Linked DNA regions of Homo sapiens: all the other regions are linked to region 3. Evidence: chromatin loops called from intact Hi-C (ENCODE). Cell type or tissue: heart right ventricle. All regions are shown on one strand.

The links. A loop is a pair of places that touch in the nucleus more often than their neighbours do. Peaks named below come from ENCODE experiments on the same cell type or tissue, not always from the same donor. Only the 100,000 strongest peaks of a DNase experiment are listed, where the experiment ranks them.
Region 1: it touches region 3 in a loop (2.0-fold over the local background); 12 of 110 quality-filtered maps call a loop at or near these places.
Region 2: a loop joins it to region 3, with 2.3 times the contacts of the local background. A loop is called at or near these places in 23 of 110 quality-filtered maps.

The regions. Positions count from the first base shown.
Region 1 is chr7:28,526,672-28,534,671 of GRCh38, reverse strand. The region is part of intron 4 of CREB5 (cAMP responsive element binding protein 5); the gene reads right to left. Among named protein-coding and RNA genes, the nearest start is that of CREB5, 120 kb to the right of the region's middle. In heart right ventricle, no CTCF peak of the experiment used is centred here; DNase peaks (open chromatin) are centred at 420, 3,922, 4,341 and 5,415; H3K27ac peaks cover 3,473 bases.
Region 2 is chr7:28,294,663-28,302,662 of GRCh38, reverse strand. It overlaps a transcript of CREB5 not described here. Among named protein-coding and RNA genes, the nearest start is that of CREB5, 110 kb to the left of the region's middle. In heart right ventricle, CTCF peaks have their summits at 3,600 (motif pointing left) and 5,560 (motif pointing left); DNase peaks (open chromatin) are centred at 1,428, 3,593 and 5,524; H3K27ac peaks cover 353 bases.
Region 3 is chr7:28,386,517-28,394,516 of GRCh38, reverse strand. It overlaps a transcript of CREB5 not described here. Among named protein-coding and RNA genes, the nearest start is that of CREB5, 22 kb to the left of the region's middle. In heart right ventricle, CTCF peaks have their summits at 4,704 and 4,916 (motif pointing left); no DNase peak of the experiment used is centred here; H3K4me3 peaks cover 1,174 bases; H3K27ac peaks cover 597 bases.

The DNA.
Region 1 (8,000 bases), 140 kb before region 3:
GGAAAGTAAGGTAAATGAAAGAGGAAGTCGAGATGAAGAGAAGGAAATATTATCTGAGACTCCTGTTTGAAAATTCTCATGTTTGGAGAAAAGTGGCTGCAGAAGAAGTGCCCTGTTACACTGGGATGCTGGCTGGAATTGTCATCTTGCTCAGTAATAACTCTGAGAGGCCCCACGATTACAGGAGGGATTGCCTCAATTGCTACATAGCTTACAAGATGTTTTCCCTTCAGCCTAAGGCAAGGGGTCCACCCAGCCCTTCTCCTCCACTGGGAGAGGGAGGGGCTGAGCTGGAGAGGGCTCGCGGGGGAGGACGCAGGGTGGGCTGAGACACAGAGGCCAGAGCATCTATTGCCCTTCCTAGAAGGCAGGGCCTCCTCATCCTACTCAATAAAGACTTCCTTGTTTTTCAGCACACAGAGTAATCTCTGAAAGACTGCACTCCAATTTGAAAATGAGCCAAGAGCCAGTGGGAAATTCTCCAGCAAATTGCACAGGGAGACAATAATACGAAGGGCAAGTGGATCAAAGCGTCCTTATTTTTTTCTTCTGGAAATTCCTATTCCTGAGGCCTGAGGCCCTGTGGGTCTGAGACTCTTCCCCCCAGTGTTGTCAGGATCATAGTGTTCACAAAATAGATACAGATTTGCTTTTCCAGGGTTGGGATGACAGGATCTAGGTTCTCAGAACATAACTGAAAATCAACTCATGTCAAAAGTAAATGTTGGAGTCCTGCATATGCCCTGTCATTCTGACTCATGTTTACACTTGGTTTTTATTTCAAAAAAAGATGTTAAGCCAGCCTATGTAGCACCATTTAGGAGAAGAGGAGGAAGAAGAGGAGGACAAGGATGATTCCCCTCAAGAGCTCTGACTTGGGATGGGAACCTCACAATATATTCAGGTTTGGTTGCTGTATCAAGAAGTAAAAGAATTTCAAGCTCCTTTAAAACAGAAGAGGAGGCAGCCTCTGCCCAATACAGGACTGAGCTCATTGAAAACTTCTCAGAGGACATGATGTAAAATGGAGAGCTCAAAAACCCGTAAAAATAACCCTTAGCCTTTTAGAAATTATAAGTGGGGAACTTAGTTCTTACCCAGTAGAATTTTAAAATGCTATGTCCTTCCGGAAATCCTGTGGTGCTTTCTGAAATGACTTACTGACAGTATGACTGAAGTCAGTGTCTCCATGCAAAGTGCAGGTACGCACGACAGGAAAGGACAGCAACTGTGCGGGGACAGGTATGGTCACCAGAGTGTCCATGTGTCTTATGGCCCGGAACAAGTTATGCGGTCTCGCCATCCCTTCTGTCACTGGGGACAATTACTTTTTTTCCCTAAAGTTTATGATGTCCACATGTTTATAAAGGTTAAGGGAGGTAGATTTAAAAAGTCTGGTCTTGCTTCGTTACACAAGCTTTGACTTCCCGTTTCCTTAAAGGCTGGCTCTTTCTTTTTTTCTTTTTGAGATGGAGTCTTGCTCTGTTGCCCAGGCTGGAGTGCAATGGTACGATATCGGCTCACTGCTACCTCCGCCTTCCAGTGTGCACCACCACACCCGGCTAATTTTTGTATTTTCAGTAGAGACAGGGTTTCACCATCATGGTCAGGCTGGTCTTGAACTCCTGACCTCATGATCCAAGCCTGGCTCTTTCAACAAGCATCCTATGTCTCTAACTGTGGGACATTTTATGTCATAAGTGGATCTTCCCACTCCTGTGTTCTCACATCTTATTATGTGCTAAACACAGTTCTAAGTTATTTCCCACAGTAACTCTTGTCTAAGGGGTTGGTGCTATTACTGTTATCCCATTTGACAGATGAGAACACTTAGGGTGAGAGGTATAGTAACTTCCTATGATTACATAGCTGGCAAAAGCTGGGATACAAACATAGATCTTTTGGCTTGGAATTCTGTGCTCTTACCACTATGTTATCCTGCTGATCAAATGAACAAAGTTCTTGCTTTAGCCTAATGTGTTTGTAGTTGTAGTAAATAAAATATACCAATTTTCAATTACTTTGTTAGTTCCTTTTTCTCCATTTCCTTAAAAAACAAAAACAAACAAACAAACAAAGAAAACCTTCCGATCCACGAGACCCGAGGCACTGTTGGTCTGGGACTCTTTCCCTCTGAAGTTGTCACGATGACACTGTTCACAAAGTAGAGGCAGATTTGCTTTTCCAGGGTTGGGGTGCCAGGAGCTGTATTAGATCTCTGGATAACAATTTTGCAATGCAGCTGCTGCATAACAAATTACCACAAAATTTCGTGGCTTAAAACAACATTTATTATCTCACGGTTTCTCTATGTCAGGAATTCAGCAGCAGCTTAGCTGGATGGTCCTGGCTCAGGCACTCTTATGAGGTTGCAGTCAAGATATCAGCCAGGGCTATATTCATCTGAAGGTTTGACCGGGACTGGAGGATCTGCTTCCAAGATGAGTCTCTCCTATAGCTGTTTGGCAGGGGGCTTCAGCTCCTGGCCACGTGGACCTCTCCACAGGGCTGCTTGAGTGTCCTCATAGCATGGCTCTGGCTTCCCCAACCCCTACAGAACCCTGTTTCACAAATGTTGGTGTCTTGCGTTGAAGTAATAATTTTCCACTGACAAAGTTTTAGCCTCAGTTTTTATTTATTTTTTGAGACGGAGTCTTGCTCCGTTGCCAGGCTGGAGTGCAGTGGCACAATCTCAGCTCACTGCAACCTCCGCCTCCTGGGTTCAAACGATTCTCCTACCTCAGCCTCCCGAGTAGCTGGGAGTACAGGTGCGTGCCACCACACCCGGCTAATTTTTTGTATTTTAATAGAGACAGGGTTTCACCATGTTAGCCAGGATGGTCTCGATCTCCTGACCTCGTGATCTGCCCACCTCAGCCTCCCTAAGTGCTGGGATTACAGGCGTGAGCCCCCACGCCCGGCTAGCCTCAGTTTTTAGTTAGGGTCTCCATACCCCTCTCTGTTGGCCTGGTTTCAGAATTCCTATGTAAAGTAAAAGTTTAATGAGTCTATGAGATGGTGTTACGTGTTGCATTGTATCCCTCCTTTTCAAATTCATATATTGATGTTCTAATCCCCAGGACCTCAGAATGTGACCTTGTTTGGCAACAGGGTCATCACAGATGTAATTAGTTAAGATGAGGTCATTCCGGAGGAGGGTAGGCTCCCAATCTATCATGAGTGGTGTCCTTATGAAAAGGGGAAATGTGGACACAGACACACACAGGATGAACACCATATGAACATGAAGGTGGAGACTGGAGTGATGCATCTACAAGTAACACCAGAGATGGCCAGCAAAACACTCGAAGCCAGGAGGGAGGCTTGGAGCAGTGCCTCCTTCAAAGCTCTCAGAAGAAATCAGCCTTGCCAACACCTTGATCTCGGACTTCAAGCATCCAGAGCTGTGAGGCAACACATTTCTGTTGTTCTAAGCCACCCAGTCTAGGGTACTTTATTACCGAAGCCATGGGGAATTAAGAGATGAAAAGAAAAAAAAACCTAGAGACCAAGAGACTATATAAGACAAGCAGGCCTGGTTACTTTGCACCCATGGATTGACCATGGGGCTTTCCCCAAAACATTATATTGTGCCTCTTCCCCGCCACCCACTGGGAAAAAAAAACAACATTTGACCTTCAAAAAGCACATTCCCCAGTAAAACTGGCAAAAACTCAGAATAGACAGTCAAGGTTTCCTGATCTCACCCAAGAAAATGGAAATTTTATTACATTCCACGACCACAAGGTTTTTCCTAAGCTCATTAAGCATATTTTTCCCGCAGAAGATCTTGTCTTAATAAGGCCACCACTATCCCTTTCCTCTGGCCTCCATCATCAGCCAGGATAAAAGGCAGGACTGCGGGTGGAGATGAGTGGGGACTCTAGAGAGTTCCAGCACTGCTTGTTTATTTTGAGACACACTTGCGCTTCTACTTGGGCCATCACAACTGTGGTCAAAGGACTCGGAATCTGAAGAACACAAACAAAGCTAACTATGGCGAAAAGCCAGGGTAAAGTTTTCTTCAGCAGCGTAGAGGGAGGGCCATTTTGCATAGCCTTTTATATGATAATCGCAGCTCCTTCATCTGTATTGAACTTTGCAGCAAGAAGGAAAAATAAATAAGGCTGACTAATGGCTTGTTTCCCCAAAGGCAGCTTTTTATGGGATCATATGTTTTTTCAGCTTTTCAGTCACAGTTTCCTGCCTGGACATTAGGAGCCCTTGACATTGGCTATGGCTTCGTGCACCCTGGACGACAGCCCAAGCTGCCCCTGAGCAGCTCGACTAGGGTCCAGCTGGACCACGGCCCCTTCCTAGGTCTCAGTGATGGTGAACCTTGTTCCCTTTGATAAGCTGCACACAGCAGCATGTCTTTCAACACCTTCCAGGTCAAGCATGGCTCCTCTTATCTGACGGGCGAGGAAAACCAATGTGGGTTGGATCAGAAGCCTGGATCCGGAGCCTGTGACAGTGTGTACCAATTCAAAAGCAATCACAAAAGCGACTCTGAATTGCTTTTGCTCCTGTTCTATTCACCACTGCTCCTTCCAAAGTCAGAGGGGACTTTTAGAATTGGGCAGTCTTGAGTTTAAATCCCAGCTCTGCCATTGGATGACTAAGGACAAATAGCTTAATCTCTGAGTTCATTTCTTATCAGGAAAATTATAAGTGATAAAACCTGCCTCATGGAGCTGTGATGATAAGAGATAATTTTGCAAGATATCTGGCAAATAGTAGGTGCTCAGTAAACAATAGCTGGTGTGATTATCAGGTGTCCCAAATAGCCTCACCGTAGAAGAAACTTTCCTGGCAGATTAACGTATAGAAAGGTAAAGCAAAGTGTGTTGGAGCTGAGCATGTCTTGAAGTTGGGTTGAGGAAACAAACAAGCAAAACATGACAGTCTTCCAGCTGTCTCTGTGCAGCTTTCACTTGATTTCCCCACATTTGGGTGGGAAGAAATTATTCTGGAAATCCTTCTGACTTGCTCTCCCTCTCAGAGGGCCATAGAGCAAGGAAATCAGGTTGGGAAGAAGAGAGACAGACAGTTTTTGTTCTTTATTTTCCCACCTTGGATTCTGTGTTTGAGGGAATGAAGGGGTTGATTAAAAGGTACCACCCTCTTACTCTTGAGTAATTGCAGTTTAATTATATTTAGGCCAGTGGTTTTATCATGTTAAATTTGGGGAGAAGGCACAAGATGAGTCATGGAAAAATTTTTGATAAAATTGTGGAAACTTGGGACATCTGTGATTTTCTTTCTCTCGTCTCACTCCTTCCCTACTTTCCTGGCCCATCCTTTTCTGCCTGCCAACAGGGTCCTCTGCAGGGAGCACAGGGAAGTGCTTCCCACCTTGGCACCTCCTTCGGGGCTTTGGCTATTGCCTGAGTGGTCAATTAGCAGAGCTCCATAGTCAGTGACCACTCTCGTGCATTCTTGGGTGGAAAAACTGGAGCCCAGATCCCTCCAGGGGTCAGCTGGTCTCCAGAACCTCCAGATGTAGCCCAGCAGGCCACAGGAATAAGCAACAGACACCAGTTGTGCTCCAGGTCATAGCTTTAGAGTTGCTCCCACAGAAGAATCAGGAATCTGTTGCTGTTGCTTTTCCTCATGAATCACATTCTTCCACCTCCAAGTTTGTTGCCTCAGAAGGACTGGTGTGTCTCCTTGGTTATGAGGAATCATTGCAAAGTCAATTGATGTTCTACCCTCTCATGACCTCTCCAAGGTCCAGCCTTAAAGCAACAAGGTTAGGATATCCCGGAAGTTGTGGAAGCCACCAGAGAGATTCTGAGATAATGTTCAGAGTATGGCCAAAGAAGGGAAATAAATATCATATTCTTCTTTAAAAGTGAGAAACACACCTATTCTGCATTGGCAAGCCTTTTTTTTTTTTAACCTAAAACATTGGTTAAGGTAATAACAATTATAATCACGCTCTTTTTTTTTTTTTTTTTTTTTTTTGAGATGGAGTTTCGCTCTTGTTGCCCAGGCTGGAGTGCAATGGCGCGATCTCGGCTCACTGCAACCTCCACCTCCTGGGTTCAAGTGATTCTCCTGCCTCAGCCTCCCGAGTAGCTGGGATTACAGGCATGTGCCACCACACTTGGCTAATTTTGTGTTTTTAGTAGAGACAGGGTTTCTCCATGTTGGTCAGGCTGGTCTCCAACTCCCAACCTCAGCTGATCCTCCCGCCTCAGCCTCCCAAAGTGTTGGGATTACAGGCGTGAGCCACTGCACCCAGCACATACTCATTTGTATAGCACACTGAAGTTTACAAACTGCTTTCACATAATTGAGAATTGAAATATTAAGCATTCAGGATGTCACAGCATCTTCAAACACTATCCTTTCATCATGAAATATTCCCCTTGACAATTACAGAGCAATTAATGCCGACTCAGTGATAGCCTATGTCAGGAAGATCTGCTCACTTGCACACAGGTAGAAGCGATGGGCCCCAAGTTTCAAGAAATCTTTGGACTGTACATTCAAAGTGTCTTGAAGTGTCAGTACATCCCAAGAAAGTGTGGGTGCAGCAAATGTCAGCATAGCTCTGGCCTGAACTAAACAAAACATGCTTTCCATTTAGTAAGTATATTCTATGTGCAAGGCAATTTGCTGGACCCGCACATGTAATTGTGCCCAAACCTCACTATAACTTTGCAAGGTAGATAAACATGGCGGCTCAGAAAAAGTTAAATGACTTGGTAAGGCCACGTAGCCAGTAGGTATGGATAGCTCAAGCTCTTTCCATTACAGTGGTGCAAAGTAGGTTCCACAAGATCCTGGCTTCAAGAAAGGAATAATATGAAACAAACAATAAGTATATTTCACAAGAGAATTTTTTTGAGACAGGATCTCTCTCTGTCACGCAGGCTGGAGTGCAATGATGCAATCAAAGCTTACTGCAACCTCAAACTCCTGGGCTGAGACCCTCCTGTCTCAGCCTCCTGAATGGCTAGGAATACAGGCATGCACCACCATGCCTGGCTAATTTTTTAAAAACTTTTTTGTAGTGATGATGTCTCACCATATTGCCCAGGTTGGTCTTGAACACCTGTCCTCAAGTGATCCTCCTACATGAGCCTCTCACAGCACTGGGATTACAGGCAAGAACCACTGCACCTGGCTGTCAAGAGAATTTTTAGACCAGTGGTCTTCAAAGTGTGGTCCCAGACCAGCAGCATCAGCATCATCTGGGAACTTGCCACAGGCTGGACAGAGTGAATTGGTCCAGAATAGGGCTTCAGAATTTGTATTTGTAGCACAGTCCCAGGTCACATTGGTAATTCCAATGCAGCAAGTTTCTCAGGAGTACTGTTCCAAAGAAGGCATTTGGTAAGCACTGAGATAAAAGCAGTTGTATGGCACTGATCTTGGAATATTCAGCTTCAGTAACAACAAGAAAAGCAGGATGGGTTCTTACTGGGCAAAGAGTTGGTCTTTCAGCTTTTGCTTAGGAAGGAGTGATAGTCATGGTGGTTATGATAGACCCAAACTACTTCTTGGATGTTGGAAAAGCCTGCTAAGGCATGGCTCACTGCAACTAACCAGGTTTTCACTAAAGGGTGTATGTCATGTCTCAGCTCCAATTCCCTGATGAGTTGTCCTCCTCAGATACACAATGGAAAAGTCAAGGTTCTGCCACCCACCCTTGGTTTAATATTTCACTCTTCATAAGGGGTGTAGAGTATGTGTCCAGGTGTCCAGCACCTGCTGTCACAGGATTAATAAAAGATGGATGAATTAGATACCATGAGTACAGGATAGAGGACCTCCCTGGGTCTGTGACATTTCTGACAAAGAAAGAAAACAGGAATGAATGATTATACCATTCAGTGCCTGTGCTCCAAGCTGTTTGGGGCCTGTGCACAGACCCCTATCCCAGGAGGACAGGATCACCAGGCAGGCAGCACCTCTTTTGTGCACAGTCGGCCTTTCGGCTTCTCAGCGTGGCCAGTCCATGTGGCTGCACAGCCTGCTTTTTCCAGGCA
Region 2 (8,000 bases), 92 kb after region 3:
TGGCCTTGCCTGCCTCTTTTGGCCCCAGCACATCACACCCTAAATCCTCCTTTCTGGGACTTTGGAAGAGGCATGAAAACTTTTTGGCTTTCAGCTTCCCCACATACAAAATGAAGGGATTGGATTCAAAATCTAATATCTCCTCCAGCTCTAAATCCTATGAATTCATCATATTAAAATCCTGCAATTTAGATAATTATGTTCCATGTAGTTTGATTTCCAAACAGTAAACATGACAAAAACACATTAAAGTCCATTGTCAATTTCAGCTTTAACATGTGTGAATCATTTGAACTAAGGCAGATTTTTAACATGTAATATTCACTAGAGAATTGCATAAATGTTTGTTTGGAAATTAATTTGACATGGGTATGTCTTCTCAGTAGAAACCAAAAATCAGTCCAAAAAAACCCTCAAATTATTAATGAAATACTTAATGTGATGCAGCTATTTATTTGGTGCTTTAAAATTAGAGAATTAATATTTTAATGTGATATATAGGGATACTGAAATTTCACATTTTGTTATTTTTAGCTTAAATAATATACCACATTTATTATGAAAGAAATTAACTTTTCTGATGACACATAGGCCACTCAAATATTCTCTGAGTTTATCTATTTTAACGAATTTCAATTTCCAACCCAATTGCTTATTATTTTCTGAAGTAGCTTCCATTTAAAACACCCTCTCCAGATATCAAAGCTCTGACTTCACTCAGTCACTTTTCCTATTTGGCAAACCTCCAGAGAATTTGTCTCAAGGTGAAATTTTTTAAGAATAGACATCAAATCCAAAGAAATTCTTTTTAAACAATTGTTTCTGTCACATTAGTAACCCCGGGAACTCAGTCACATGAATATGCCTTGTGCATCCTCCTCCTCTGAGCTAAACAAAACAAACCTGTAAACAACAGAACAAACATTTGGAATCAGACAAGCTACAATTAATTCTAAGATTAGGACTGGCAATACAGACAACAGAAATTCATAGCCAGGCTGTGTCTTCCAGAGATGAGAATGCTTTCTCTTTTTCTAGAATATAGAGTCCCTTTAGACAATAAGGATCTTATTAAAATGCAGATCCTTATTCAGTATATCCGGGGTTGGACCTGAGTCATAATTTCTAACTCACTGCTCAAAGTTCCAGAGCTTACAACATCAGCACCTCAGAGTTTGTTAGAATTGCAGACTTTCAGACTTTCGGGCCAAGCCCAGGCCTACCTTGGCAGACTCTGCATGTATAATAACAAGATCCCCAGGTGATCTGTATGAACATTTGTGTTTGAGTAGCACTCGTCTACCTCAGTTTAGGAATTATTTCCCAATGGGTTTTGGTCAACACTAAAGTTTGCTCCCACACACACTAGTCTAGAGTGAGTGGATTCTTCCCCTCATGTACTTGAAACGCATGAAAATCCCTGCCAGACAGGTTGACCACAATCCAAGGACAGCTGAAATAACTGGTTCTCTGACGTCACACCAACCTGAACAGTTCCTAATCAAAAAGTAAGCTTGAGCAACTTTTCTGTTAGAGCGGTGGTTCTCAAATCTGTCTACATATTAGAGTCACCTTTAAAAAGAGCCTTTAAAAAGATCAAAATGTAGATCCTACTGTGAACCAATTAAATCACAGTCTCTAGAGCAGTGGTTCTTAAATTTCTAAATATCTGAATCACTGAAGGAGTTGTTAACACACAGATTGGTGGACCCCAAACCCAGTCTCTGAGTCAGGGGTCTGGACCAGGGCCTGAGAATCTGCATTTATGACAAGTTCCAAGGTTTTGTGTGTCTGTGGACCATACTTTGACAACCACTATTCAGGAGTTGGCCCTGAAGAGTAGTATTTTTAAAAAAATGCCCTTCGTGAGAGTTTAATGTGCAGCCAAGTTTGATAACCACTGTCCTACAGAAAGATGAGTCTATAAAAAAATCATATTAGTTCCCTAACTCCGTGTGAAATGTGTTTCATCACATTAAATCACACACACTAATGCTCAACCAGTTTCGGCACAGACTATCCATGGTTTCAAAACGTTTTGGCAACAGGAAATGTTCACTGGGATTTTTGTTTAAATGTGTATTTTTTTTACTGCTAGTATGAAAACTCCTCAAAAGCATGGGCTGTTTTGAATGCACCTTTGTCCCCACAGGTACTACGCACAGGGGCATGGCACATAGACATGTTCAATAACTGTAGAATTGAATCTGTTTATTGTCCACCCAACACCAGCCACCTGGAGATGGACATACGCTCTGTTGAGAAAAGGACAAAATTGCCTGAAATTTTCATTTTTCACCAAGCTGCCTTGACGGCATATAAATGTAATCAAAACTCCTGAATGTTGACACAAATATTAGACAAGCAAATTATCTTCTCACAGCCCATTCAGTCAGTGTGTAAATGTGATATTCTCAATGGGAGCCAAAACTTGAGAACTAGCACCATATGAGGAAGGTGAGAAGCCTAGTTCAAGCAATCCTTGCACGGGTAATGGAGGGTCACAGTTTGACAAGGTGAGCATCCCTCCCTGTATGAGTGAAATGAAACACCTAAGGTAGTAATAAATAAATAAATAAATAAATAAATAAATAAATAAATAAATAAATAAAGCTAAAAAGCAGTATAAATAACAAAACGGAAAACAGGATGAAAAGGGCAACACATTACACAAAAATGGATCCGGAGAAATTAGGACTGACTGAATAATTACATTTAATTATCAAAATCTTAGTGGTATAGATTGATTCTTACAATACGCAACATGTAGATTCAATTTCAAGACCATGTTGATGTCCATCAAACACATTATCCAATGTGTATATTAGTTTGCCCTGGCTCCTAAACTTTGGTAACACAACATTGCAGCATTGCAAAATATATCTATCTAACATAGGGTAAATGTTAAATAAATGTTTGTTGGGTCACATTGCACAATCAATGCTAGTGAATAACACTTCCTAAGGTTTTCAGGTAGCATGAGCAAAAAACATCCAGTATTTGTCTATTCTTTTGAGGACAATAACAAAAGAATATCAGTAGCCTTGCCTAGAGCTTTCTGCAATGAGGGAAATGTTCCATATCTGTATTGTACAATATGGTAGCTAGTAGCCACATGTTGAGCAACTGAAATGTGGCTAGTATGACTGAGGGTCTGAATTTTTAATTTATTCAATCTTAATTAATTTTAATTTAAATAGCTACACATGGCTGTTGCCTACCTTACTGGACCTCCAGAAACAGGGACGAATGCCAGAGCATAAATGCTTTAGGCAGTTTCTGTCATTCTCATAACCGTGTCCAAAATCTGCCTCTTGCTCCACTCCTTGGATTCATCAGATCAAAAATAAGACAAACTTAAAAAATACTCCAGTTAATTTCCTATAGAATAACAACACAGAGGCTTCCAATGTGAAATCCACACTCTTTGAAAGGCCACAGACTCCCTCACTTTTATAAACAGTCCCAAAGTAAAAGCAATCACAATGGCCGGCAGCTTTAGTATTTATAAATCCCAGTCCTTCGGACAGAGGGAGAGGCCCTTTTAAAGCCCAGACCTCTTTAGAGACTTCCAATTGTGCCACCCAGTGGCAATACGGTTGGTTGAATTTCTGACTCCAGCAAAATCCTCTCTGGCCAAGGAAGAATCCTGCACCGTCAGGATGATAAGCAGTAAGCAGTCAGGTAAGACAGTGACGATGATGGGATGGGGGACCTAACCTGTCCATTCACACTGTGACTTTGTCACATGTATTTCCATCTTCAGTCAATCCATGCTTTGTCTTATAGCCTTTCTCAGAAGGAATATAAAACACCAGTGATCATCATCTTGGTGGGTTATTAATTGTGTTTAAGATTCCAGAAGATTGTCTCTGAATTCCTTCAGCCGGATGCATTTACATTTACATTACAAGAAATGTATCTCCCACTCATCAAATTTTATATGAAGGTGCCGGATGAGTCTTTGCCTTTGATTAAGAATTTTTTTAAATAGAACATTTAGTGAGCCAGAAACATTTGGTAACATCATTTTCTGAGGATTTAAAAACACTTCAACATAAAATCAAACGCAGATGTATAATTTGAGAGTTCATGAATCATTAGTTATGTACATTTATAATTACGCTAAACCTAAATATTTGAAAAGCCACATTAGTTTCTGGCTATTGCAGCTAATTCTCGGGTAAAGAATTTGAATGGCATTCTAGTATTGCATTTTACCTAGACTACACTGTTACAGAATTGTGTGTAGGATTAGTTGATTTTTTTTCAATTTAGAATTTCCACTCATGGGAAAAATACTCAATATGAAATATAGCTAAGCTTCTTATAGATGTAGGTTCCAAGAAACAAATGTCTAAGGAACAGAAAGTTATATAGAAACTGAAAATAGAGGAACAACACACACTGGGGCCTGTAGGAAGGTGGGTGGGGAGGAGGGAGAGCATCAGGAAGAATTGCTAATAGATGCTGGGCTTAATACCTAGGTGATGGGATGATCTGTGTGGCAAACCACCATGGCACTCGTTTACCTATGTAACAAACCTGCACATCCTGCACATGTACCCCTGAAATTTAAATAAAATTCGGAAATAAAAAAAAAGGAACTGAAAATAACCAGTTCCATACAGCATTCACTGTGATTTTAAAGTAAGCAGATGGCGCACCTCCGGCTTCCACAACTCAAGAGGCCCCAAGACTGTACTAAGTTTGGCAGAGAATCTTGCTGGAGCTCAAGATCTAACAAAATGTAACTCCAGGGGACATTTTAAAGTGATAGGAGCTGCAAATCTTCCCTGGCACAAATGCAGAGAGAGCAAGCTTAAACCTAAGAAAATGACATGAACACAACATTGGCCCACTTAGCAAGCGTTGATACTTTTGTTGGCAGTCCTAGCAGAAAGACAAAGACTGAACAAACACAATTACCCAGATTGGCACTAGGTAAGTAGTGCAAAGACCTTTGTTACTTCTTGAATTTTTTTTTATTTTTTTATTTTATTTTATTTTTTTGAGACAGGGTCTGTTTCTGTCACCAAGACTGGACTGCAGTGATGTGGTATAGTCCCAGCCTCCAAATCCTGGGTTCAAGTGATCCTCCTGCCTCAGCCTCCAGAGTAGCTGGGACTAGAGGCCCACACCATCAGGTCTGGCTATTTCCTGAGGATCTTGAAGTCCTTCTCAGAAGGGCTCCGCTCCAGTTTCTCCATTGTCATCCCCAGAGCCTGTTCTCAGCACACAATGGGAACCTAGCACATTTGTTTTTTGACAGTAAATCAGTCCTTCATTGACTCTACCACTTACTGTCTGTGTGTCCTTGGGCAGGCCACTTTCTGGAGGCTTATCTCCAGAGAAGTCTATGAATCCAAAGAAGGTACAAACAGTCACCAGAAGTATTTTGGATCTTGGGACAACCCTTGGATAAGTAGAAGAGGGAGATTTTACCAGACATGAGGCTACGTGCCAATTCTGAGTTTAGGTGAAGAAGCATATACTATAAGAAACAAGATTTGAGGTGGAGGATTCAGCTAGGAAGTCTTCCCTGAGGCCCCCAGGCGCCCCCTACTGTGCACCTTGAACATGCTTCTTTCATAGCCCTTATCTTACAGCACAGCAATTGCTTGTTTACTCCTCTGTCTCCACCAAACAAAAGTCTTATCTCAGCCATATTTTTATTCCCCACATCTAATTTAGTCACTGGCCCATAGAAGGTGACCAACAAATGCTCGTGAAATATGTTAATATGATTCAAAACACTGTCATCTAATTTCTCAAATAGCAACATCATTTGAAAAGCTCACAGTCTCTCCTTAGGATGTATTTTTTATTCAAAATAGAAATAATTTATCAACAGGATAAAACATTCAGAATTTTGTGACTAAGTAGAAATATAGCTGGAATATTCTGGCAATGGTGTAGCTGAGTCAGAGAAAAATACTGTAGCTATTAAGGAGAGACTCAGGAGAAAAATAGAAGACATAGCACAAAAGGAAGGAAGGAGAGAAAAAAGGGAGAGAAGAAGGGAGGGTGAGAAAGAGAGAAGGGAAGAAGGAAGGAAAGAAGGAAGAGAAAACAAAAGAAAAACAAAACAATCTCATTTATGGGCTTCAATTTTTTAAAATCCTGAATATAGTATTAGTAAAAAGAACCCAACAGCATTTTAAAATAATTAAACCATAACCTGGTTGAGGTTATTTTGTGAAATGCCAAGAAAGACTCAATATTAGGTGATCTGTTGATTTAATTCATCATATAGTTGCAGCAAAAGAGAAAATTCATGATCCTTTTTATAGATGCTGAAAAGATATTTGTTAGAACTCAATATCCCCACTTTTTGTTGTTATAAAATATATATAATACAAAACTTACCACTTTAACCATTTTAGGTGTACAGTTCAGTGGCATTAAGCACACTGACAGTGTTGTGGAACCCACACAACAATCACAAAAATCATTCATCTTCCCAAACAGAAACTCCATACCCATTAACATTAACTTCCAATCCTCCCATTCCGCAGCCTGTCTCTACATCTCTATGAATTTGATTACTCCAGGTACTTCTGGAAAGTGAAATCATACAATATTTTCTTTTTGTGACTGGTTTATTTCACTTAGCATGTCTTCAAGGCTCATCCATGTTATAGTATGTGTCAGACTTCCCATTTTTTAAGACGAAATAATATTCCCTTGTGTGGATATACATTTTGTTTATTCATTCATTCGTTGATCAATACTTGGGTTGCCTTCACCTTTTGGCTATTGAAATAATGGTGCTATGAACATGGGTGCACAAATAGTTGTTCAAGTCTTTATAAGCCTTAAATATTTTGGGTATGTACCCAGAATTGGAATGGCTGGATCATAGGGTAATTCTACTTTTAATTTTTAGGGGAACTGCCATACACGAAGACATGAAACATGACACAATGTTCAAGTATACTTGAGAGATATAAGTTAAAATGACACTAACCATTCCATCTACATCAAATCATCCTCCATCCATGCATCCACCTCTTTATTTATCCAGTAAACATACGTTGCATGCCTACTGTGTGTTGTTTGTGACTTCTGTATGAGACTCTGGAGGGAAGAGTTCTGGACTAGAAGACAGTAGACCTGGATTCTATCTAGATCCAGCCCCTGATCTGCCTTCTCCCAACACTGCGAAAGCATTAAGATACAATTTTCCACTTTCAGATTAGCAAAAGTCAAAAAAGGCTGTCATACTTTTTTTTTTTTTTTTTTTGAGACAGAGTCTCGCTCTGTTGCCCAGGCTGGAGTGCAGTGGCACAATCTCGGCTCATTCCAACCTCCACCTCCCAGGTTCAAGCAATTCTTCCATCTCAGCCTCCCAAGTAGCCGCGACTACAGGTGCCTGCCACCACACCTGGCTAATTTTTGTATTTTTAGTACAGACGGGGTTTCATCTTGTTGGTCAGGTTGGTCTCGAACTCCTAACCTCAGGTGATCCACCCACCTCAGCCTCCCAAAATGCTGGGATTTTAGGCATGAGCCACTGCACCCAACCATGGCTGACATACCTTTAACATGCTATGTTATTACATGCTATGTTAGGGTGGATATGAAGAAATAGGCATTCTCATACCTTGTTGGTGGAAAAATAAATTAATACAGCCCCTGTGGAGGGCAACCTGTCAGTGTTTATCAAAATTGAAAATGTATGAATATATCCAGAATTGGAATTGCTGGATCATATGATAGTTCCATTTGTAATTTTTAGGGAAACTGCCACCCATGAAGACATGAAACATGACACAATGTTCAAGTATACTTTTTTTCTTGAAATGGAGTCTCACTCTGTTGCCTAGGCTGGAGTGCAGTGGCGTGATCTCGGCTCACTGCAACCTCCACCTCCCGGGTTCAAGCAATTCTCCTGCCTCAGCCTCCCAAGTAGCTGGGATTACAGTGCATGCCATCGCGCCCAACTAATTTTTGTATTTTTAGTAGAAATGGGGTTTCACTATTTTGGCCAGGCTGAT
Region 3 (8,000 bases):
AGTATTAGCATGGTGTACCTTTCTCCCTACCTTTACTTTTAATCTACATGTGTTTTCATATATAAAGTGGGTTCTTGTAGACAGCATATAGCTGGGTCTTATTTTTTTTAATCTACTCCATTAGTCCCTGTCCTTTACTTGGCTTACTTAAGCCATTCACATTTAAAGTGATTATTGATGTAGTTGGATTAATATCTACCCTATTTGTAACTGTTTTCTATTCATTACCCTTGTTTCTTTTTCTTTGTTTGCTTTCTACTCTTTTTATGCCTTCTCTGTATTTAATGGAATATTTTATATGATTCCATTTTCTCTCTTCTCTTAAAATATCAATTATATTTCTTTTTTTAAAAAAATGTGGTGGTCACCCTAGAGTTTGCAATATACATTTACAACCAATCCAAGTCCACTTTTTTTTTTTTTTTTTTTTTTTTTTTTTTTTTTTTGAGACAGAGTCTTGCTCCATCCCCCAGGCTAGAGTGCAGTGGCATGATGTCAGCTCACTGCAGCCTTGACCAGGTTCAAGTGATTCTCCTGCCTCAGCCTCCCCAGTAACTGGGACTACAGGTGTGCACAACTGCACCTGGCTAATTTTAGTATTTTTGGTAGAGATGAGGTTTCACCATGTTGGCCAGACTGGGCTCAAACTCCTGACCTCAGGTGATCCACCTACCTTGGCCTCCCAAAGTGCTGGGATTACAGGCGTGAGCCACCGCGCCCAGTCCCAAGTCCACTTTAACACTACACCATTTCACAGGTAATGCAGGTATCTTGTAACAGAGAATTCCCAATTCCTCCCCTCATCTCTTACAATGTTGCTCTCATTCCTTTCACTTATTCCTAAGCTATAGTCCCCCAATATATAGTTGCTATTATTATTTAGAACAACCTGTTTTTTGTTAGACAGCTGTTGAGCTTCAGTTAAGAAGATGGCAGTGTTGACTGCCAAGCTCTTTTTATGTCAGACTAGAAGCCAAAAGTTGACCTGAATTTTCACCACAATAAGACTAGGTGAGAACATAGGACAGGTAATTAGGATCTAGAAGAAAAAGCAATGATACCAGAATCCACAATCAATCATCAAAATATCAAAGTAACCAAGAAAAGTTTAAATGAGTAGAGAGATGGGCAGAAATAGAGCAGAGAGAAGAAACAGGGGAGAGTTGTTTGAAAATCTAAACCTTTAGCTCGCTGCTTTGTGAAATGCAGTCTGAGGAAGCAATGATTTTGAGAGACGAGTCAGACTCAGTAAAAATATTTGAAATTTCTTGACTTAAAAACATTGCTATGGCTGGATATGGTGGCTCACGCCTATAAATCCCAGCACTTTGGGAGGTCAAGGTGGGTGGATCACCTGAGGTGAGGAGTTCAAGACCAGCCTGATCAACATGGAGAAACTCCGTCTCTACTAAAAATAACATAAAATTAGCCAGGCGTGGTGGCACATGCCTGTAATCCCAGCTGTTTGGGAGGCTGAGACAGGAGAATCGCTTGAACCTAAGAGGCAGAGGTTGCGGTGAGCCAAGATCACACCATGGCCCTCCAGTGTAGGCAACAAGAGCGAAACTCTGTCTCAAAAAAAAAAAAAATTGCTGCTTTGTGGGTTGAGAGAGATGGCTTTAATTAAAAAGGACAATTGAGTAAACAAAGAGGGTCTGAGGTGGCAGTAAACCTGCCCTCACCACAGCTGAAATCATGTCATGAGACAGATGAGGTCTAGTTACGGGACTAAGGTGTAACCTGTACCTCGAAAATCTCTTCTGTCCTCCTGATCTCCTTTTCTATATGTATAAAAATGAGGATTTGACTAGATGAACTATCAGATCACTCTAAACTGAAATTCTAAGAGTCTATGAAAGGCAGATAGGCAGTGGAAATATTGATCTATCATCAGTCAAGGTCAAGAGTGAATTAGAAAGACCCCAAAGTGAAACCTACAAGGCAAATATTGCAAAACCCATAACATGTAATCCCACATAAACCTGGGCTGTCAGAAGCAAGGCATAACATGTATTTGGTTGGTGCAAAAGTAATTGCGGTTTTTGCCATTGAAAATAATACCAAAAACCGCAATTATTTTTACACCAAGCTAATAGAATTACCCAGCCACTTGAAGAGAATCAAAGAGGCAACCACAGCCAGAGACCAGGATCTGCTGAGGCTTAGAGCAGTCCCTTAGATCAAGAATGGTGAGAAGCATGCTCTTTTTTAAAGAAATTTTTCTTTATTTTTTTAAACTTTTATTTTAGGTTCAGGGGTACCTGTGCAGGTTTGTCATATAGACAAACTCATGTCACAGAGTTTTGTTGTACAGCTATTTCATCACCCAAATACTAAGCCTAGTACCCAACAGTTATTTTTCCTGATCCTCTCCTTCCTCCCTCCGTCCACCCTCAGGTAGGCCCCAGCGTGTGTTGTTCCCCTCTTTGTGTCCATGTGTTCTCACCATTTAGCTTCCACTTACAAGTGAGAACATGCGGTATTTGGTTTTCTGTTCCTCCATTACATTGCTAAGAAAAATGGCCTCCAGCTCCATCCATGTCCCTGCAAAGGACAGGATTTTGTGAAAAAATTCCCTTTGGCATTCCTAGAACAGCCACATTAGGAAAGGAGAGATGTCCTCTGGAGGGACCCCGGCTAGGAATGCAAAGGCTAGTGGGAAGCAGACCCCAAAACAGCAAATAAAATAGCTGCTTATTACATAGAAGGTAAAGAGCAAGGAACACTGGGGGTGGATAAATAGAAAAGGAAAAAGGAGACAGAGATGGAAGATTGATTTGTTGTTCTGATATTTGGTGAGAAGAACCACATCCAGTCCTTCCCAGAGGACATGGGAATACTTAGATTGGGTTGAAAGCAAATTATATAGGTGGCTGTCACCAAAAAGCACACTGAGGGATGCCAAGTGATTGACCATCAGAATTGGAGTAGATCTTATATCACAGCAAAGTTTGTGGTGGCACAGAGCAATTCTTCAATGGCCAGTTGCTCTGATTTCATTTACTTTACGCTGTAATTATATTGGAAAGCATGAAAACATTTTGAATACAAGTTTTATTTACTCACATGATTACTTTTCAAAACATTCATTCTATGGCACATAACGGCCGATTAGTAGCTACAAATGAAATCCAATTAAACGACCAGTGAGAAAAGATGGAGGAAAAGGCAAAACATCTGTGAAGTGCTTATGTGCCACACTGTGTGTTGGCTACTGATATTTGAACTTATTTGATCAGCACGCCACCCGTTAAGAGAGGTGTGATTATTACCACAGGTCTGAAGACCATGCCAACGTATGTGAAAAAAATTTTGATAAAATTATGATGTAATATTAATTTGAAATAGAACAGAAAACTGAGCGATGATACAAACATATTTGTTTTACCTAGTGGATAATTTTAAACTAAGAAACGAATAGCCAATGTGCTAGGATGACAAGACTGAATAGATTGTTTTCTCTATTTTAAAATATCTACAAAACACAATTATCAACAAAGACTTGAAAATTCAATAAAAGTAAAATAAATATACCAGGAGGAAAGTGCTATACATATATTATATTATATTATATTATATTCAACCCATCTTTCAAAGAGTTAAAAGTGCATAAGGAAACGCTAAGTTTGAGTTCGAATCATAAACTTGACTTGAACTCTGTTGTCAATTGCCAGGGAAAGCATTCCAGACTCTAAGAACTGTTTGAAATTTTTTTTCCTTCAGAGCATCAAGAAAATGCTAGAGGGCTTACAGGGCTCCTGGCATGTAAATTGTAGCCATCAGGAGAAAACCCCACTGTACTACAATGTGACACTTTCCAAGTCTTTATCCTATGGTCCCTTAAAATGCTGCTATACAGAGATGGTAAAAAAGAAATACAGAACTCTTCTGGTTTGAAATCAGCCAAGTGGTGCGGAGGAAGAAGAAGCACTTTGCCAAAACCCCACGGTTAAAAGTAATAAAGGGAGAAGTTTCTGTCAGTATCTAGAAGAGTTTTGTAAACAATTAGCTGCAAGACATCAGAGGCTCCAAAAGGAAAGATTTCTTTTCAGTACCACGTTTGGCAAGTGATCAGTAACATATTTCATTTCTGGTTTAATAAGGTTATTAACAGTTTATTTTTAAAAAGAGTGAAATAATGTTTTCTGTGAAGGTTTGCCGATAAGCATTAGTGCAGTAAAGAATTGTGTGCCTTTTTATGAACGGACTGCACAGTAGAATAAAACACTATCTACATGAGCTTTCACACAGCAGAGCAATTAATTAACTTATCTCCGTGAACACCGTTCTTGCTGAAACTTATTAAAAGTCTGATTCATCAGCAGAGCCCCAGGCAATCATCAATTGCCTCATAATAATACAAAAGACAAATAAGCGATGGTTATGTTCTCATTTAATATCTTAAGAAGATCCTCTTTGCCCTCTGTCTTTGTTTGAAAATATCTCTATTAAGAGTTTGAAAAAAAAAAAAACCCTCCTACTTGACATGAAATACGTTATGACCGGGAACTGTAGGAGTAAATTACAGAGCCTCCAGGATACCAGATTAAGAGGAGAAGCTGGACTTTCTCAAAGACACACAAATCATTCAACATGTAGCACAACAGGGCATACAGTGTGTTATCGATGCCGAGTTCCAAGCACCATTGTTAATACAGACCAGAAGAGGAATTGTTCATTAAATAATACAAGGGGGAGGGGAGGGGCCGCTCAGACTTCTGCATTAAATAAGCCAGCAGAGGGACGCTTGTTTCAAAAGTATTAGACAGCTTAATAGTTACTAGTCCGCTTAGAGTTTTGGTTTAAATTTAACTCCCAAATATCAATCTAACGACTTCTAAGCAGAAACTGTAGTTTATGAACCCTTTAAAAAAAAAAAAAAAAGTTTAGTATAGTTGGCAATATCAATAGCGCCCTCTACAGGAAGTTTTAAACCCACAACTGGTTTTCTTGAATTTGAAGACAAAGGCTAAGTAAGGTGAACACCATCTGAGGACAAGATTAAATTGAAGAAAAATTTGGAATGTCCATGAGGTCTCCATTTTACATGGAGATTTGGGAATTTGGAACAAAGCAAAATAAAACCACAGCCAGTAGCCCTGGATTAGTGTGCGTGTGTGTGTGTTTGTGCACGTAGTTGTTGTTGGTTTGTTAACACTGGGTCATTTGAGAGAGGTCAATTGAAATTCCTAATCCATCTTATTTTCTTTATGTTGAAATCTCAAAATTAGTTTTCTCTAGTCTCAGATTTGCTAGTTGCAATATTATACAGCATTACTCAGATCTTTTTAAGATGCAAATAGTGTTCACTGTTTTCAGAATGCATACATAACTAATGTGCAGATTTTTCAAATTATTTCCCCAATATTCAGTAAATAATGAACGTGAGGCTTTTGCATGTGAGAAAGCTCTGACGCTGTTGATAAACTATGCCTGTATGAATCCTAAAGAGATGGCTGTTTAATTACTACAAATAGTTCCTCTCCATGATTAGTGGTTCGGCTTCAAACTTAGAAACCAGGATGTGCTTGAAGAAATAGTTACAACTAAATTTTCTACACATGTCACCACAGCCTTGAAAGTCAGAGATGCAGTCTTCTTATCTCACAGCTGTAATATATCAAATGACCTTGTGACAATGATTTAATCTCATCTTATTTTAGCAAGTTATCATAATTTGGGAGAAATTTACTACTGATTTCAGAGATACCTCAAGAGTTATTAGGACTGATACAACAAATGCCAGCTCTAAGAGTTGAGGCATTATGCGTGATTGAGAAAGAAGTAAGCAAGGAGTTCAGAGGCTCAGTTTTGGTTTTCTACTATTGCTGTGTCTTGTTAGAGTCAACTAATTTTTTTGCGCCTTAGTTTCTTCATCAGAAAAATGATGAAAAGCTTCTGTCTGGAGAAATACTTGGAACTAGGTACCTAGAAATGCTGGATGAAATATACTAAACAACCATTTAATTGTTGAGCTCATAAGAAAGGAAGGGTAAACAAATAGTTGAGCTCATTACGGGCTGGAAAGCAGGTGTTAGCTGAATCTATGGCTGCCCTGTAGGCATCTGCCAATCTTGATAACCAAGAGGTTTGGATTTTAATGGCCACACTGAGGCCTAAGCAAGATGGGGAATTGAACCGAGACCTTACATAAAACCAAAATAATGAAGGGTGCAACTTCCACAGAAACCACATAAAGAGAACGAGGAAATCTTCTCAGCCTGGGCTCTGGGTCAGAATATTACATATTCTCTGAAAATTCATAACCACAGGCTTGTCCCTCAAAGGTCTGGCATTAAATTGATACTACCTGTGCAATTCAGAAAACCTTAGGCCAACAAATTAATCTAATGTGGACTCAGATGGGTAGTGACCTGCAGGGCCTGGCAGAAGTAGATGTAGATTCTCTCTTAGGAACTCACCCTCAACTCAGGTCTTGCAGGATTCCTCCAGATACAGCTGAATAGGAACTTAAAATCCAAAAGTACAAAGTACATGAGGAAATAGGCTCCATGATTGAGAGTCAGCAAAAACAACAGCTGAATTAGACCCTCAAGAATTTGAAATATTGAAATGGATGATGCAGAATAAAATAACCAAGTGTAAAATGTTAGTGAAATAATACGAATATGAAATAAAAACCTGAGAAAGTAATAAGGTACTCTCAAAACACCACATATTTTTTTCTTTCTTTTTCTCTTTTTTGAAAACATTTTAAGTTCAGGGGTCCATGTGCAGGATGTGCAGGTTTATTACATGGGTTTATTACATGACACCATGTGTGTCATGGTGGTTTGCTGCACAGATCATTCCATGACCTAGGTATTAAGCCCAGCATCCACTAGCTCTTCTTCCTGATGCTCTCCCTCCTCCCCCTCCACCCTCTGACAGGCCCCAGCGTGTGTTGCTCTTTCACATGTGTCCATGTGTTCTCATCAAACTAAAGAGCTTCTGCACAGCAAAAGAAACTATCATCAGAACGAACAGACAACCTACAGAATGGAAGAAAATTTTTGCAATCTGTCCATCTGACAAAGGTCTGATATCCAACATTTACAAGGAACTTAGACAAATTTACAAGAAAAAAAAACAAACAACCCCATTAAAAAGTGGGCAAAGGACATGAACAAATACTTCTCAAAAGACATACATTCAACCAACAAACACATGAAAAAAAGCTCAACATCACTGATCATTAGAGAAATGCAAATCAAAACCCCAATGAGATACCATCTCACACCAGTTAGAATGGCTATTAATAAAAAGTCAAAAAACTACAGAAGCTGGCAAGGTTATGGAGAAAAAGGAATGCTTTTACACTGATGGTAGGAGTGTATATTAGTTCAACCATTGTGGAAGACAGTGTGGCAATTCCTCAAAGACCTAGAGGTAGAAATACCATTTGACCCAGCAATCCCATTACTGTGTATATACCCAAAGGAATATAAATCATTCTATTATAAAGATACATGCATGTGTATATTCACTGCAGCACTATTCACAATAGTAAAGACATGTAATCAACCTAAATTTCCATCAATAATAGACTGGATAAAGAAAATATGGTATATACACACCATGGAATACTATGCAGCCATAAAAAGAAACAAGATCATCTCCTTTGCAGGGACATGGGTGGAGCTGGAGGCCATTGTCCTCAGCAAACTAATGCAGGAACAGAGAGATATTTTAAAAACTAAAAATTAAATTTAAAAGCACAGGGTAACAATACATTAGTCAAAACTAAAGAAAGAATTGGGAAACTGGAAGATAACACTCAAGAAATTAACCAAAACAGAAGCAAGGGAAACAAAGTAATGGTAACTGCAAAGAATACTTAAGAGAAATGGAGAATAGAATCACAAATTGATAAATGTCCACTTGGAGTTTAAGAAGATGGTTTTAGAGAAATGCCAGTAAAAATGGCATAGAATTTTTGAGAATAGATGAAAGATAATACTTTTCAAGTTCAGAAAGCACAAGTCCTGAGGAGTATAAAT